Linked DNA regions of Homo sapiens: region 1 is linked to region 2. A link is an interaction called in ENCODE POLR2A ChIA-PET data of the cell type or tissue named here. Cell type or tissue: HepG2. All regions are shown on one strand.

Region 1 (8,000 bases), 56 kb before region 2:
CAGAGCTGCCAAATAATGCTGGTAAATTTCTCATAGCAGAGTAAGAGAGAGCTTCGGCTTTATAGCATTTTAGAAGATTGCATAAATTCATAAGTTAAATATATGACACTCATGTTCAGGAAGGACAGAACTTTACCCCACAGACTTTTGAAATGAGCCATGGAACAAGGTCCTGTGAGCCTTGACCTGGTCCTGACGTTGGAAAAATCAGGCTGTGTTGGCAAGCCCTGCAGAAGCAATGATGGAGAAGCATTATTGAAGAAATACGTATTCAACAGAGAATTGTTGGGCCATCCTAAAATTTACTTTCAGTAAAAATCATTCAGGAGGAACAAGAAAGGGTGGCAATATTGGCTGTTCTCAAAACAAACCAAAGAGCAAAGTGGGCTGGGCCTGGTGGCTGGCACCTGTAGTCCCAGCTTCTTGGGAGGCCAAGGCAGGAGGATTGCTGGAGTACAGGAGTTCAAGGCTGCAGTGAGCTATGATCATGCCACTACACGCCAGCCTGAGCAACAGAGTGAGGTCCTATCTCGAAAGAAAGAAGAAAGGAAGGAAGGAAGGAAGGAGAAAGAAAGAAAGAAAGAATAAAGAAAGAAAGAAAGAAGGAAAGAAAGAAAAAGGAAGGAAGGAAGGAAGAAAGAAAGAGAAAGAAGAAGGAAGGAAGAAAAGAAGGAAGGAAGGAAAGGAAAGAAAGAAAGAAAGAAAAGAAAGAAAGAAAGGCACCTTGAGGTCAGATCCCTGCCAACAAATTCCTAGAGTGGAAAGAAATAATGCTCCAACTCTGGTCAGAAGTTCCCATAGAGAACAGTTTTCTATGTTGCGTAATAAATTACCACAAACTTAGCAGCTTCAAGCAACGCACATTTGTTATCTCTGAATTTCTGTGCATCCAAAGTGTACACATGACCTAGCTGGGTCCTCTTGTCTGAGGTCATGTAAAGCTGCTGTCAGGGTGTCAGCAGGGCTGTGTTTTCATCAGAGGCTTTAAGAATCCGCTCCAGACTTGGGTTTTGACAGAATTTATCTCCTGGTGGTTGTGGGACAGAGGCCCCTATTTCTCACTGGCTGTTGGCTAGAAACTAGACCCTACTCCTAGAGGCCAGCCACAGTTCTCATCCTGTAAACCCCATAGACAGTTCAAACATAGTAGCCGTGTTCTTCAAAACTGGAGAGAATCTCTCTCTCTAGTCTGCTGTAATGGAACACAGTCACAGGAGTAATCATCTTATATTCGCTTGGCTACAGATAAGTCACAGGTTCCTTCCACTCTCAAGGGGAGAGAATTAAACAAAGGGCATGACTCACTGGGGGTAACGTTAAGGTATGTCTGCCACGCACCAATAAAATTCATTGTGTGTGCATGTGTACCTGTGCACACAGGCACATGTGTATGTTTATGGGAAAGGCAGATCACTGCCTTGGTTTTGAGTTCCCCCAGGCTCAGACTCTGAGGCAGGAATTCATGTGGAGCTGGTCTCTTTGGGAGCTGATCCTAGGAAATGCCTGCAGGGCTGCAGGGGAAGGGGAAATTGCCATAGTGAAGAGAGGCAGCTAAGAAAAGATGTGTTAATAAATTATGAACTGTGGACTGCTTGAGCTTTCATCCCTCTGGGAATTCAAGACTCCCACACAATACACACGCGTCAGAGTATTACCTGAGGGCTGGGGGCTGCAGTGTTTATCCACCAGCAGCAGGTACTGAAAACAGCAGGAACTGAGAGGATACAGGAAAGACCTGAGGGCAACTTCATGAGCACAAATATCACAAGGTCGATCACTAGACTAGCACCCCTAGTACTTAGCATGTAACTTCCTTGAGAGAAGGAAGATGAAGAAATATGTTTGTACTGTAAGTCAGTGGACTACTAGATCTCTTCTCCTAATCTATCCCATAGGGAGAGAATTTTTGAATCCAAAATTGTAAATATTTTCAAATACTTTCCTCAGGTTGAAAACATCATGAGATGAAGGACATTTCATTTACAAGAACCGTGGAAGAACCAGGGAAGCCAGAAGGCCAGGCAGGGCTGACCCCCAAGAGAGAAGCAGTTACAGTAGAAGACTGCAACTTCCAGGGAGCTGTACAGAGCAGAGATGCGCACACGTTTAAAGCAGGACCCCTGAGCATGAGGGGTGCAGTGGGGATGCAGCTAACAGCTGACAGCAGAAGCATCCCTGATTGGCCTGACCACCAAGGAGGCACTGTGGGAAGAGAAGGACTGTCAAAGTTGCTTTAACTTTTTATTGAGTATATCATACACGAACAGAAATGTGCACATATCGTAAGTACACACCTGAATGAATTTTCACAGACAGGACACAGCCATGGAACCAGACCCAGATCAAGAAGCAGAACCTGGACAGCACCCCAGAAGCTGCCTTTGTGCCCATTTCCACTCTTGATCCTTCCCCCCGAGGAGGCAACCACTATCCTGACTCAGCACAACGTGGACTCGCTTTGCCTGTTTTCATATACATGGAATCATATAACATATACTCATTTTTGTCCGACAATATTGTTTGTGACATCATCCATGTCATTGCATCATTCTAGAGCATTTATTTTCATGCTATGTCATATTTCATTCTGGAAATATATACTAAATTGTTCATTCTATTGTTGATGGGCATTGGGGTAGTTTCTTAATAGGATTTGAGTTTGGTTGAGTTTGTTTGCTCTGTGGCATACAATATCATCATTTTCTCTGTCTCAACACAAAATCTTTAATCAATGATGTGGGGCGTGAAAGGATTTTGTAAAGTCAACGCAAAGAAGTGCCAAGTCCAGTGTCGGGGATAGTGTGGCATGGAACAGAAGCCACGTGAGAACCAGCCACATCAGGTCGATTTTAATTTCTTGAGTTACTCATTAGATTTCATTCAACAAAATGCATCAAGTTACCTAATCAGGCTGACTGGAACCAGGCAAATTTAGACAAATGCCTCCAGTGGACATCTTGTATAATTTTGCTTTTTTGCTTCCCTTCTTGAGAAATTCCATGTAGTCCAGAGCTGTTGATTATAAAATCCCACTTATACACCAAGAGAATGGACATGGGACCCAAAACAGACCAATTAAAGTTTCATTCTTAGGAATTTTAATTTTGTGTGTGTGACTTTCTTAGTTGTTTTGTTTGTTTATTTGTTTAATGAGACAGGAGGATCTCACAATGGTTTCGAGACTGGTCTTGAACTCCTGGGTTTAAGGGATATTCCTACATCAGCCTCTGGTGTAGTTGGGATTATAGTCGTATGCTACCACACCCAGGAATTTGAATCTTGAAAATCAAATGTTTTTGAACCTGAGTTACCGAGTGCACACCCAAAGCAGATGGTTCTTGAATAAGTGCTACTGCAATTCCCAAAGGGTCCCCGGTTCTTGCCCCTCCTAAGGACATGAACAGCCCTTCTTTCTAGTCTGCCAAAGAACTGGAACTGTTGAACTCTTCTGACCCAAAATTTCTTCCCCATTACCCCAGCCTATACTTTTTTTGAAATCCCCACATTAGTGATTCCTAGAGGGTCATACAATGAAAACATACAATACTACAGCTATTGTATGAAAGTACTGGGGAAGGAAATTTTACTCAGCTAAAATTAATCACTGAAATATTAGTTGTCATGATACCCCTGCAGCTGAAAATCTCTAGAAAACTGGGAGAAAGTTAGGAGGATGCAGCGAGTTGAGTGGGTGGAAGGAGGCTGCTGAAGACAACAGCTGTCAATGTCATGGCTTTGGTTAGGTCAGTTTAACTTATTGTAGGTAGTCAGGAGTGTGGCCTCATATCCACAATAAATGGCACAGAAAGAGTATTCTCTGTTTTCGTTTTTGCTTCCAGTGATTATCGTGTGCTACAAGTCTGGAAACCATGGAGTTAAATGCTTTATAATAACTTTGCTCGGGATTTTACCTCGGTACATTTTTATGTAACATTACCTTTCCTGAACTTCTAGAAGGTGGGGCGGTTAGAGGCAACTCATCCAACTTTGGAGAGCTCCCTATTCTTTGTTTTTTGGGTAGTGTTCTGAAGCATGGCCGCTTGCTCTCTGAAATGCCCTGGCTCTGTTCCATCCCCACTTTTTATATCAACCTTCTCTTCCCTTCATTGCTGTTGTCCTTATTCCTGCTCAGTTTTTATTTCACTCCCAAAGGTCCAGCCAGTCCTGGAAAAGAGCCCTGGCTCTTCCCAGAGTTCACAGCTGCCTCCAATCAGAGTCAACTGTGTATAACACTTCCCAGCGTCATGTTCATGTCGGTAGCCTGCAATCGACCGTGATGAGAGTGTTTACATCATGGAAATCAGCAAACACTACAAATCAGGTTGTGCAAGTTATCAGCACAGCACTGTTTATGCTGTGCCAGCCCTTGAGATCTTATCTGGGGTTGGGGAGTGGAGCTTAAACTCATCAGCATTGGGGTAGGCAAAACTACTTCTGATTTGAGCTACTGCTGCTGAATCGGTCTGCCTGCTCTCCAGTGAGTTCTCTGGGTATTCAGAGATTCACATTCCTTAGACACATCATTGCTGCCCTCTGCTTCCTCCCTCTCAGATGCTGCTGCAGGTCTCATGACTGTTGGTTTATCCTCATCCACTTTTTTTGCGGGGCTTCTACTAACAAGACACACTATCACTTAGCTTTATTGCAAATATTGATTTGCAAATTTTTGTTTTCTTCTGTTTTTATGTGGGGATTCAGAGATTTGAAAACTATGCCACCACCATCTTCCCAGAATCTATAAGATGGATGACTTATAGATTCGTTCTAAGGTTTGTTCCTGTTCTGAAATTGTCTAGGTTCAAATCTCTGAAAACTCTTTTTGTGAAACAGTGAGTTGGACCTAGAGCTATAGCTGGCCTCTCATGAGGCCCCCGAAGGCCTCCTGGGGGTCAGGGCTGGAGTACTACTGATCTTTCATAGAAAACGCCTTTTGTTAAATTTTTGTAGAAGGTACTTCTCCTTAGCTATCAGCTCTCTGGGGTTCTACAGTTTCCACCATTAAACTTCATGCCCTTCTGCCTGCTTCACACAGCCTCTGATGTTCTCTTGACTTTCTAGTCACTGTTTAACTCAGCAGATGCCAAAGTAATGTAAAACAAAAACAAAACAGGTTTTAAAGTCTTTAGCTCCAGAACAACCATTTTTCTGGAATTGTCTCCTCCAAAAAAGAAGGTTCCAAGACTCAGGGTCAGGAAATTTCTCCTCGACTTAGTGTCAGTTTCTCACTTTGCAAATTAAAAAAAAAGGGGGGTTGTGCCAGAATCATGGTGTGTTTTCTGTTTGCTTATTTACATTTTTCTGAAATGAGTTTTGTCTTTATATTGAGAAGGGAACAATCAAGGAAACTTGCTCTGTGGGAAAAAAATTCACGTTTGCTGTCCAGATGTTTTTACTAAGAATTCCAGGCCGGGCGCGGTGGCTCTCGCCTGTAATCCCAGCACTTTGGGAGGCCGAGTCCGGCGGCTCACAAGGTCAGGAGATCTAGACCATCCTGGCTAACATGGTGAAACCCCATCTCTACTAAAAATACAAAAAATTAGCCGGGCGTCGTGGCGGGCGCCTATAGTCCCAGCTACTCGGGAGGCTGAGGCAGGAGAATGGCGTGAACCCGGGAGGCGGAGCTTGCAGTGAGCCGAGATCGCGCCACTGCACTCCAGCCTGGGCGACAGAGCGAGACTCCGTCTCAAAAAATAAAAATAAATAATAATAATAATTCCAGATATTTTACAATAATTTTCAGGCACAAGAGTTTTCACGAGAGTAGGAGTCCGGAGTCCCTGGCACCACCACTTAACCAGCTACGTGCACTTGAACAAAGCACTTCATTTCTGAGGCTGTGTGCTCTGTCCAGTGGCTTTAATACTTGACTTTTCCTCCAGATCGCGTCTCCCCATAACCAAACATGTCCTGAGTTCAAAAGGAAGGGGAAAAGAAACACCAATAAGCACACACAAAATTTATGTTTTATCACTGTACTATCAAATCATACAGCCATGGATATAAAATTTATGTTTTTATGATTATTTATTTTTCCATTTCCAGTTCCCTCCCCGAATCCACTGTGGCAACTATTCTTGTTTTTAATCTGTTTTTGTGAAACGCATATTTTTGTTTTGTGGGTCTTTATTTTAAACTTATATAAATGTTACTTTGCATTACTTTAGCACTGCCTTTAAGATGCATCCATGCTATCATTTGTACATTTAATGTGCTTTTTCTAACAATTTCACAGCACTTTGTGTCATATCTCCAACCACATTTTACCCATCTCTCCCCAAAGATGGACACCCAATTACCCTCAACTCCTTGTTTGAGCTCGATTTTATTTTTCTCTACATCATGTATTAAATAATCCATTTGATTTTCTGCCAATTGACCTGGGGTATGATATTTGTCATTAAAATGTCCATCTATACATGAATTTCCTTTTGATCTCTCCGTTCTACTCCAATGGTCTTTTTTTTTTTTTTTTTTTTTTTTTTTTGTGGAGGTGGGGACAAGGTCTGGCACTGTCACCCAGGCTGGAGTGCAGTGGCACTATCATGGCTCACTGAAACCCCCGACTACCAGGTTTAAGCGATTCTTATGCCTCAGCCTCCCCAGTAGCTGGGATTACAAGCACCCACCACCACACTGGGCTACTTTTGAATTGTTAGTAGAGCTAGGGTTTCTCCATGTTGGCCAGGCTGGTCTCAAATTGCTGGCCTCAAGTGATCCACCTGCCTGGGCCTCCAAAAGTGCTGGGATTACAGGCATGAGCCACTGCACCCGGCCTAATGATATATTTTTTCTTGCACCAAAACCACACTGTTTCTATTACTAGAGATTTGTACTAAGTTACAGTGACTGGTAAAAGAAATCTCCCTCATTATTCTTATTTTTCAATTTTAACTTAGTTATTTCTGAATATTTATTATTTCTTTTCAGTGTAGTTCAGAATAATAATTCAAGTTCCTCAAAAAATCCAACTAGAATTTGTATGGGGATTGCATTGAATTTTTGGATTAATTCGGGAAAAACAAATACCTTTATAATAGTAAATTGTGTCATCCAAGAGCACAGAATATTTTTCTATTATTTTAAAATCAGCTGGGCATGGTGGCTCATGCCTATAGTCCCAGCACTTTAGGAGGCCGAGGTGAGAGGATCGCTTTAGCCCAGGAATTCGAGACCAGCCTGGACAACATAGGAAAATATGTTGCCCTACAAAAAAATAAAATAAAATAAATAAGTAAAATTATTTTCTCTACAAAAAAAATAAAATAAATAAGTAAAATTCTTTTCTATATTATCTGTTCAAGTTGTAAAAGTTTTTCATAGAGATCTTTTATAACCTTGGTTAAAATAATTTCTAGACACTAGTTTTTGTTGTTATTGCGAATTGCTCTTGTTGGTTCATTTTTTCATCAAATTTTCTAGTTGATTAATGCAAATGTAAGGAAATCCTACTGATTTTTATAAACTGATGTTGTCTGTTGGAACTTTGTTGCATCAGCAATACATTTACCAAAGTATTTGATCAGCTATGCTTTTTCTGTACTTAGTACTGCATCCTCCTGAATTTGTTTTTCTCTACAAATGTAAAGAGATTTAGCTTCTTCCTCCGATTCTGTTTCCATTACGGGTCTTTGAGTGCCTGAGGACATATTTGTTATGCCCCTATGTTTGAATGACAATTTCATGTGTCATCTTCATCAGTTCTTTAAATATATTACTTCATTGTCTAATTGAGTCCAGTGTTGCTGATGTGTAGTACAATGCCACCTGACTTTTTTCTTTTTAGGTGATCTTTCTCTCTAGCAGCGTTTAGAATGTCCTGTTTGTCTTTGTGTACTCTAGGTCCATTTTCTCCTGAACTCTCTTGTTTGTTCCTTGATGAGCTTTTTTTTTTTTTTTTTTTTTTTTTTTTTTTTTTTTTTTTTTCTGTTGAGACTGAGTCTTGTTCTGTCACCCAGGCTGGAGTGCAGTGGCGTGATCTCAGCTCACTGCAACCTCCGCCT
Region 2 (8,000 bases):
GCCAAATGAACAAGAATGTACAGCTACTACTCATGTGCACCCAGAGGACCACCCAAAACATGCTTACTAGTAACAGCTCTTCCCACCTCCTTATGAATAATCATGTAAAACTCCTATAAAGGGAGTTTCTCCAGCAATAATCAACACTGCCTCATTCGTTTTTGTTTTTGTTTCTGTTTTTTAAGACGGAGTCTCGCTCTGTCGCCCAGGCTGGAGTGCAGTGGCATGATCTCGGCTCACTGCAAGCTCCGCCTCCCGGGTTCACGCCATTCTCCTGCCTCAGCCTCCCAAGTAGCTGGGACTACAGGCGCCCGCCACCACGCCCGGCTAATTTTTTTTTTTTTTTTTTTAGTAGCGATGCGGTTTCACCATGTTATCCAGGATGGTCTTGATCTCCTGACCTCATGATCTGCCTGCCTCGGCCTCCCAAAGTGCTGGATTACAGGCGTGAGCCACCGCGCCCGGCCAACACTGCCTCACTCTTATGAGCAGCCCACCCTGAATTCTCTCTCTCCCGAGGTGTACTGTCTACTCTGCACTTAACTTTCAAAATATTCTTTTTCCTTTGCAATAAACTCCTCAATGCTGCACCGTGTCTCTTGTTTAAATTCTTTTAAACTAAGAAGACAGGAACCAAAGTCTCAAAAGAGCCATCAACACCTGGTTCACTGGGACTCAGGGCTATTCACTCACCAGAGAGCTAAAGGACCCCCACCAAGTATTTCCAGCTTTTGAGTCCAGATCAGCAGGCCAGTGTTCTCTCCCTCCTTGACTTTAACACTTATTTAGATGGGGGCTCCAAGAGAGGGTCAGACCCTCCTAGAACAAAGCTTCTGGCTTCTGCCCAGACATGCTGCCTTTCCCAAAATTGCTGCAGAAAGTCCCACATCACAGGGTTCCAGCAACATCTTACCTTCATCCCAAAGGACTGCATCCGGGTAGCTACCTCTCTCCCAATCCTGCCCAGGCCAAGAATTCCCAGGGTCTTTCCATTCAGCTCTGTTCCCATGAACTGCAACCAAACAGGCAAAAGGAAAGAAGCTGAAGTCAGCAACATGAGTGGACCCCGGGCCCTGAGCCCAGGTGGGGCGAGTCAAGGCCGCTGCTCACCTTCTTCCGCTCCCATTTGCCGTCCTTCATCGAAGCCGTCGCCTGGGGAATCTGCCTGCAAGGATAGACACAGGTTCAGAGGGTCCATTCGGACTCCCGCCAGCCCAGGAAGGAGATGCAACATCAGGTTTGCACAGTCACTGCCCATGACAGCCACTTCCCCAAGAACTGGGTCTGGGGGTTCAGGTTTAGGAACACTGATGGGGGATAAAGGGAAAACAGAAGAGAGAAACCCTTGGCAAGATCTGACTTAGAAAGCCTGGGATTTCTGTGACCAGCCAGGCATCTGGGAGGAGGTATGGATTCCACCTCAGCCACTGAGGCATCAACCAGAGTGAGTTTTTTACTTTAAGCGATCGCCAATCCTCCAGGGTCTGTAGGGATAACTGAGTGGGGTACTGGGCAACTCTGATGACATCGAGTACTCCAGAAGCTCAAGGAATTATTTTGATCTACCTATCTCATCCAGCACCATAACCTATGACGTCTTCTACTATTATGAAGAGGACACCTAATTACCTATGCTTCCTTGAGAGTTTCTTAACCCCGAGGGTCTTAGACTAGTCTGGACCCTAGAGTGGGTGGGTGGATGCCAAAGCCCAGACACTTCCATTCTGTCCTGAATGCGTGGTCCCAACATTTTTAAACATCCGCACCACCTTCCTGTCCCACCACCACCAACACACACACACACACACACACACACACACACACACACACACACACTCTTCACAGCCTGTCTCCTCCTATTAGTCCAGATGGAAGTCTGAGTCTACATCTGTGTTTTCTGGAGGAGACAGAGGAAGTGGCAATTAGGGCAACATTAGAGGTCAAAGGGCGATATATGTCCTGTGGGCATGGGTCATCAACACATCTCTGGAGGCAAAAAAGGAAGATTTGAGAAACAATGTTTAAGGAGCACTTTATTTTAGACATCCTAAAAGAAATGTTTAGACACACATTAACTCCTCTAACATTCACAGCTGCACGGAGGGAGGCACTGGAGGTTAAACAGTTCTCCCCAGATCACCCAACTGGAGGCACTTGAACAGATTCAAAGCCAGCAAAGTCAACCCCAGCACGGCCAGCCTCCTGAGTACTTAAATGTAGGCCTTTAACCTGATGCCAAAAACCTCAGAGTGAGCGAGCGTGCAAAAAGAGAAATCTCAAGCTGCTACTTCCGTGCTTTCACTTCACTAACTTCTAACACAAAAACATTCTCTCATCTCTACACATCACTAGGACATTGATCTCCATCTGAGGGTAAGGCTGAAGGTGGAATCTGTCCTCCATCACAGAGGCGCACGATCTTATGGGTAAACTCAGAAGAACTTCAGTACCAAGCCACATGGGGGACAAGCTGCATTCACCTCACTGCTCTGACCCATCAGGCAGGTAATAAGGACAGGGACTTGCCTTGAGGAACTGTTCACTTCTTGGGAAAGCTTGCCTGATAAAATGCCTTTGACCTAGTGAGACAGAGCCCCACCTGGCCCCTCTCTCCTCTCCCTCACATCCTATTTTCTTCCCACCAGACTCCACAGTGCTATCTAAGATGTATGCGTGCGGCACCACAGAACACAAGAAATCCCTAACCCTTTTCTCTGGCTGCTGCTCCCAGCTGATCATGGAGCCTCTCCAGGTTTCAATGCTTTGGAATCCTCATCAGGCCAGACTGGAGAGGACTCTAATGTGGGCGAGGGTCCTCACAATAATTAAATGGTTGCTGGCCTGACTTACTAGAGGAGGAGATGGTAAAGCAGGCAAAAATGGTGAAACCTACATTTGTTGATTCTCTCCTTCCTTCCTTTCTGTGTGCTGTTCTTCTGCACCTCAGGAGCCCCCGCCATCTGCTCAAAGTCCCTACTGTGAGGCCCAGCCACGCCTGCTCTCCACCCACATTGCCCAATCCTGTAGAGTCTACATATAGGCACCCACACTCTCCTACCGTCCTCCCTGCTAGGAACAGTCTGATGAAACGAACGCATTCCTTCCCAATAGGGTGTGCGTGTTTCCTAGTTTTGATGCACCTTTGATGAGTGAGGTCATGGTGAGCAGTTGACAATGGGGAGCTTCTTTTAAACCACAGCATTTCACCGATTCCTTTAAACAAAGCTGGTCCTGGAAAAGGAGGGAAAGTATTGCTGGCTCCCAATCCTTTCCTTCCACCTCCAGAAAAAAAGTGAGGTAATTAATCAGAAAGCCACATTGAGATCTTTTCCCTTACTCAAAAAAAAAAAAAAAAATCCCTGAAGGTAATAGCTGAAGTGAAACCAGGGTGCCAGGCTTCTGTACTTCTCCAGGGGGAGAGACACTCAGCCTAGATGTTCTGGGAGAACCCGGCTGCCAGCCTGGGGGCCCCTTCTAGGCTGAGACCCTACTGCTGTGTAAGCTATCCCTGTTTCTCCTTTCCCCCCACTGCCTCCTTTCACCTACCAGTGAATATCAGTGAATACCAGAGAGCTCAGATGGAAACTGCAGGGAGGAGTTAGAGCAGAGGTAAATTCCCCCAGATCCTCCTCCAGCAGGAGGGAAAGCAGGTCTCGCCATGGGAAAAGTAATTTCTTGGTCCCGGAAGGTTTCAGGCCTGAGTAGAGAAACAAGGAGTCCTTGATGCCTAGGTCCGCTGGTTTAGGGAATCCATGGAGCTTCAAAGGGACCTAGAACAACTTCCTACCCTGTTTATTGGGAGCCTTGTTCTTCCCCTTGACCACATAAATGCTTGAATTGCCTGTTCAACAGAAGTGCTCCATGCAATCAGTTTTGCCAAATTACTAACCAACACACTGAGACTCAAGCACATTCTGTGCCACAACCATTTGATTTCTAGGCTGCCCCATCCACTCAAGAGGCCTGGAACTCCTGCTAGAAGAGCAAGAGTCTTGCCCATTTGAGTTCCATTGTGTTATGAACCCACAGAACACACAAGGACCCTGAAGCAGGTTCTTACTCCATTCTATTACAATACAGATTTGTAAGGGCAGTGACAGAGATAAGCCCTGAGGGCCAGGGGAATCAGTGAGGGACATAGCCTAGCTGGAAAAGCCAGAGAGCTTCTTGGATAAATTAATACTGAAGCTTAATCTTGAAAAGTAAGCAGAGGGTACCTAGACACTGTCCATACCCTGCTGCCTGGAACATCCTTCCTTGTTATCTCCAGGCAGCAGGGTATGGAGAACATTTGCAAGAGTTGGAGGCTAGAGAAGGCAGATTGTCTGCAGCATGGAGAATAGAACATGAGTAAAGAGAAGTGCACCTTTGTGCACTAGGGAACCTGTGTAATGAATGTTGAATAGAGGACCTGATGGCCTTAAAGGTTCTTTGCAGTCTGCATGTCGCCTTCTTAGCAGTCTGCAAGTCGCTGAGACGAAATGTTTCTAAGTTTTTCTGGGTCCATTTGCTTGGCAAGTGGTAATAATTGGCATATCGGAGAGACTAGCTTTGCTGAGAAGTCAGGGACTTACCTGGCCAGGCACATGATCATTCCACAAGTGAGTTCTGCGGCACTGAGGCTGTTCCCATTGGGGGTGCTAAAGATCAAAGAAAAGGGGGACATCAATGGGCACAGACCCAGTATTCCCACTCCTTCCCCAAGAGAAAGCCTTGAGTGCAGGCTGTGTTCTCTCACTCCTGCTCCATGAACTGACCACGCCACTGTCCAGAGTTCTCTGATGTACTCTCGCCCTAAGCCAAGGGCTGGAAAGAAACCCCCTTCCCCTGGCTTTATGTTTCCCTGCAGAGGGACCTCCATTAGAGAAACATATCTGGCTTCTCTCTATCCAAACACTCCTCCCAAGGCAGAGAAGTGTCTCACATGATCAGATTTGTGTGTGGTTCAGCCCTTTTCTTTCTCCTATTTCAGGATCTACCTGCCTCCAGAAAGCACAAATTCCCTGCTGCTCCTACCATTGATCTTACCAAGGTCAGAGTCTCTCGAATTCAGGGCTCAGTCCAATGCCTACATATCTTCATCAAGTTACCCAACCTGGCTTTTTTTTTTTTTTTTTGACAAGGCCTCGCTCTGTCACCCAGGCTGGAGTGTACTGGCATGATCACAGCTCACTGCAGCCTTGACTTCCCAGGGTTCAAGCAATCCTTCCAGCTCAACCTTCTCAGTAGCTGAGACTACAGGCTGGTGCCAACATACCTGGCTTTTCTTTCCTTCTTTTTTTTTTTTTGTATTTTTGTAGAGATGGGGGTCTCACTTTGTTGCCCAGGCTGGTCTCAAACTCCTGGGCCCAAGTGATCCTCCCACCTTGGCCTTCCAAAGTGCTGGGATTACAGGTGTGAGCCCCCACACGCAGCCCCAACCTAGCTTTTATTAGTAATCTCCACCTGTCTGACTACTCTTCCTATCTCTCAACAAGTTCTGAACTGAGAAAGCCTCCTCACACCCTAAGTCACAGGGCAATCCAGACCCTTCCCATTTTATAAACAAAAAAATAGAGGTGGCAACCCACAAAACTATTTTTCTTTTCTTAAATGCTTTTTAGGTTTTTGAAAGAATTTCATATACGTGTTCACCCTGATTATTCCCCTACTGGGTCTGTCTTTTTCATCTCTGGAATGAAGGTTAATAAGGTTACAAGAAGAAAAAGTCAAGAGATCCTGTATAAGATAAACGGACTCTCAGAGTCTGTCTGCCTGCAAAACCACCTGGCTTCTCATCCTCCCACAGCAAACAGGCTGTATGGGGGCGCAAGTAGAGGTGCAGAGATTGGGGCCTGGCTGCCTCTGGGTCCAAGGCAAGAATGTGGGATGGGTTATCGTTTAACATTTCTGCTGTTGAATATTGACTTCAGTCAGGTGACCAATTAACCTCTACCCTACAGGGGGAAGTGCAGTGCAGGGGAGGGGAAAGGTCTTAAGGACAATGAAGTCCCCAAGGGAAGAGAAAAGTCTTAAGAACAAAGAGGCCTGGGGATGGCCTTGCCATACCATCTAAGTGACAGAACGGGTACAGTACAGCACTGGCGTGCTGATGACCTCTGCCCCTGTGTTTCTGCAGAAACAGCTTTAAATGGGACCCTTCTCCTCTTGCCCTAGAGCACTGAAAGAGAAACTAGTGTCTTAGTTCCAGAAGGTGGCAGGGAAGTGGGGAGGGCAAGGATTCTAGTCATTAGTCTGCTAGCAAAGGTTGTGCCTCTGTACAAGCACAGTAAAGTAGAGCTGACAAAAACCTGCCACAAACAGCATTAATAGAGGCAGAGGGGGCTGGGTGGGAGCAGGAAATGCAGATGAACTCACTGACCTTCCGATTCCTGAACCAGGTCACAGAGGTGCAAGCAACTGCGCATGGGGTGGGCTCGTGAAACATTTTGAGATTATGCAGGGACTCTCAATTTCAAAAACTGTGTAACACCCTGATGGCATTGGTGATATAGTGGTGAGCATAGCTGCCTTCCAAAAACCTTGAAACCACTATGCTGTGTGTGTTGACCATGCAGGCCCTAGACCAGGCATCCTCCTGGAAGCCCTTCCAATGGACTCAGCTTTCTCTCAAGTGAGTTTTTTCTCCCTAGGTGTGGTCAGTCTCCGCACTCACCCCCCTACCCCCAAACCGCCCGCAGCCTCCATGACTTACTTCATAACCAAGATGCCCTTCCTTGTTGCGGCCTCCAGATCCACATTGTCCACACCTGTGCCAGCCCTGCCCACCACCTGGAGTTTCTCAGCTGCGTTGATGACATCAGCGGTCACCTTGGTGGCAGAGCGAACAATAAGGCCTTCACAGTCCTGAAGCAGAAAAAACATTTGGGTCCAGAAAGTCATTCTGTGAGAACTCGTAAAGCCGCAGGCACATCATTGCTTACTCCTGAGTAAGAGATGCATTTCCGGAACCTTAGGAAGTCACTGATGACTGCCAGTTCATAGATATCTTTGGTATACTCACTAGGGAAATGTGGGCTAGGACTCATGCTGATTTTTACTTAGAGTGGAGGAGACTGTGCCTCTAACACACCAACCGCTTTGTTTGGCATGCTCAAGAAAGGGCAGCATTGGCCCATGGGCTCTGGGCACCTGGCTCATCTCTCTAGACAGCACCATGATGCCTGCAGCCTGGATGTCCATCAGACACATGCTGGAAGTCAGGGGCCATCTCCTGTTCCTCTCTGTATACCCTATCATTCCTGCACATTGCTTGCTCAAAATGGGAGTTCCTGCCTGCTGGCTGATTTTGATATATCCAAAGAAAGAAAGGCAATGTCATCTGTCCACACATCTGATAGGTTCTGCCATTGGTCAGGCCTGGGTTCAAATCCAAGGCCCCTGCCTTCCAAGCTATGAATCAGCTTCGGCCTTCTCAAGTGTGTGAGGAACAAGCGAGAGAGAACAGGCACAGCACCTAGCACAGTATCTGGCGACGCTTAATGAACATCACTACCTCCATTAGACACTGAGCTACTGAGGGCAGAGGTGGGATCAAATTCTACTTTGTAAGCCCCTGTCCCTGATACAGGGAAGGCACTCAATAAATGTTGGTTGGCCGAATGAGTAAATAATGAATGAAACGAATGTTGAAAGAAAAACATTTCCTAAAAGAGAGACCAAAGGAAGAGGGGCAGGGGAAAAATGAGAGCAATTAAATTCATCTAGACTTGCTCAGACACCCAGGCAATATTAGACTAAAAATATACATATGCAAAAAATAAGACACTGAATTCATCATAGCCACTATACGTGAGCTAAGTCAGATCCCCAAGACAATCTTCCTTATGCTCACCCAGAATCCTGTGGTATGTGGTTCTTTCCAGAATAAGAATATTCTTGCTCAAACACAGAATGAGAATCCCTAAGAAATGGGGCAGGTGAGCAAGTCCACACTCTGTCCCAAAGTGGCAGACACCAGGCCGGTAAGAAAGCAGCAAGTATGCTTTCAAAAGCACCAA

What was found. Peaks named below come from ENCODE experiments on the same cell type or tissue, not always from the same donor. Only the 100,000 strongest peaks of a DNase experiment are listed, where the experiment ranks them.
Region 1: POLR2A ChIA-PET joins it to region 2 with 5 read pairs; 5 of 35 experiments call an interaction of 5 or more read pairs at or near these places.

The regions. Positions count from the first base shown.
Region 1 is chr1:119,776,440-119,784,439 of GRCh38, reverse strand. No RefSeq gene overlaps it. Among named protein-coding and RNA genes, the nearest start is that of HMGCS2, 12 kb to the right of the region's middle. RefSeq lists a silencer at 3,150-3,348. In HepG2, no CTCF peak of the experiment used is centred here; DNase peaks (open chromatin) are centred at 889, 4,311 and 7,819; H3K4me3 peaks cover 2,065 bases.
Region 2 is chr1:119,720,016-119,728,015 of GRCh38, reverse strand. It overlaps PHGDH (phosphoglycerate dehydrogenase), which reads right to left. Exons shown (of 12, transcript NM_006623.4): 2 at 6,695-6,846; 3 at 4,575-4,640; 4 at 1,111-1,165; 5 at 914-1,012. Among named protein-coding and RNA genes, the nearest start is that of PHGDH, 12 kb to the right of the region's middle. In HepG2, no CTCF peak of the experiment used is centred here; a DNase peak (open chromatin) is centred at 3,075.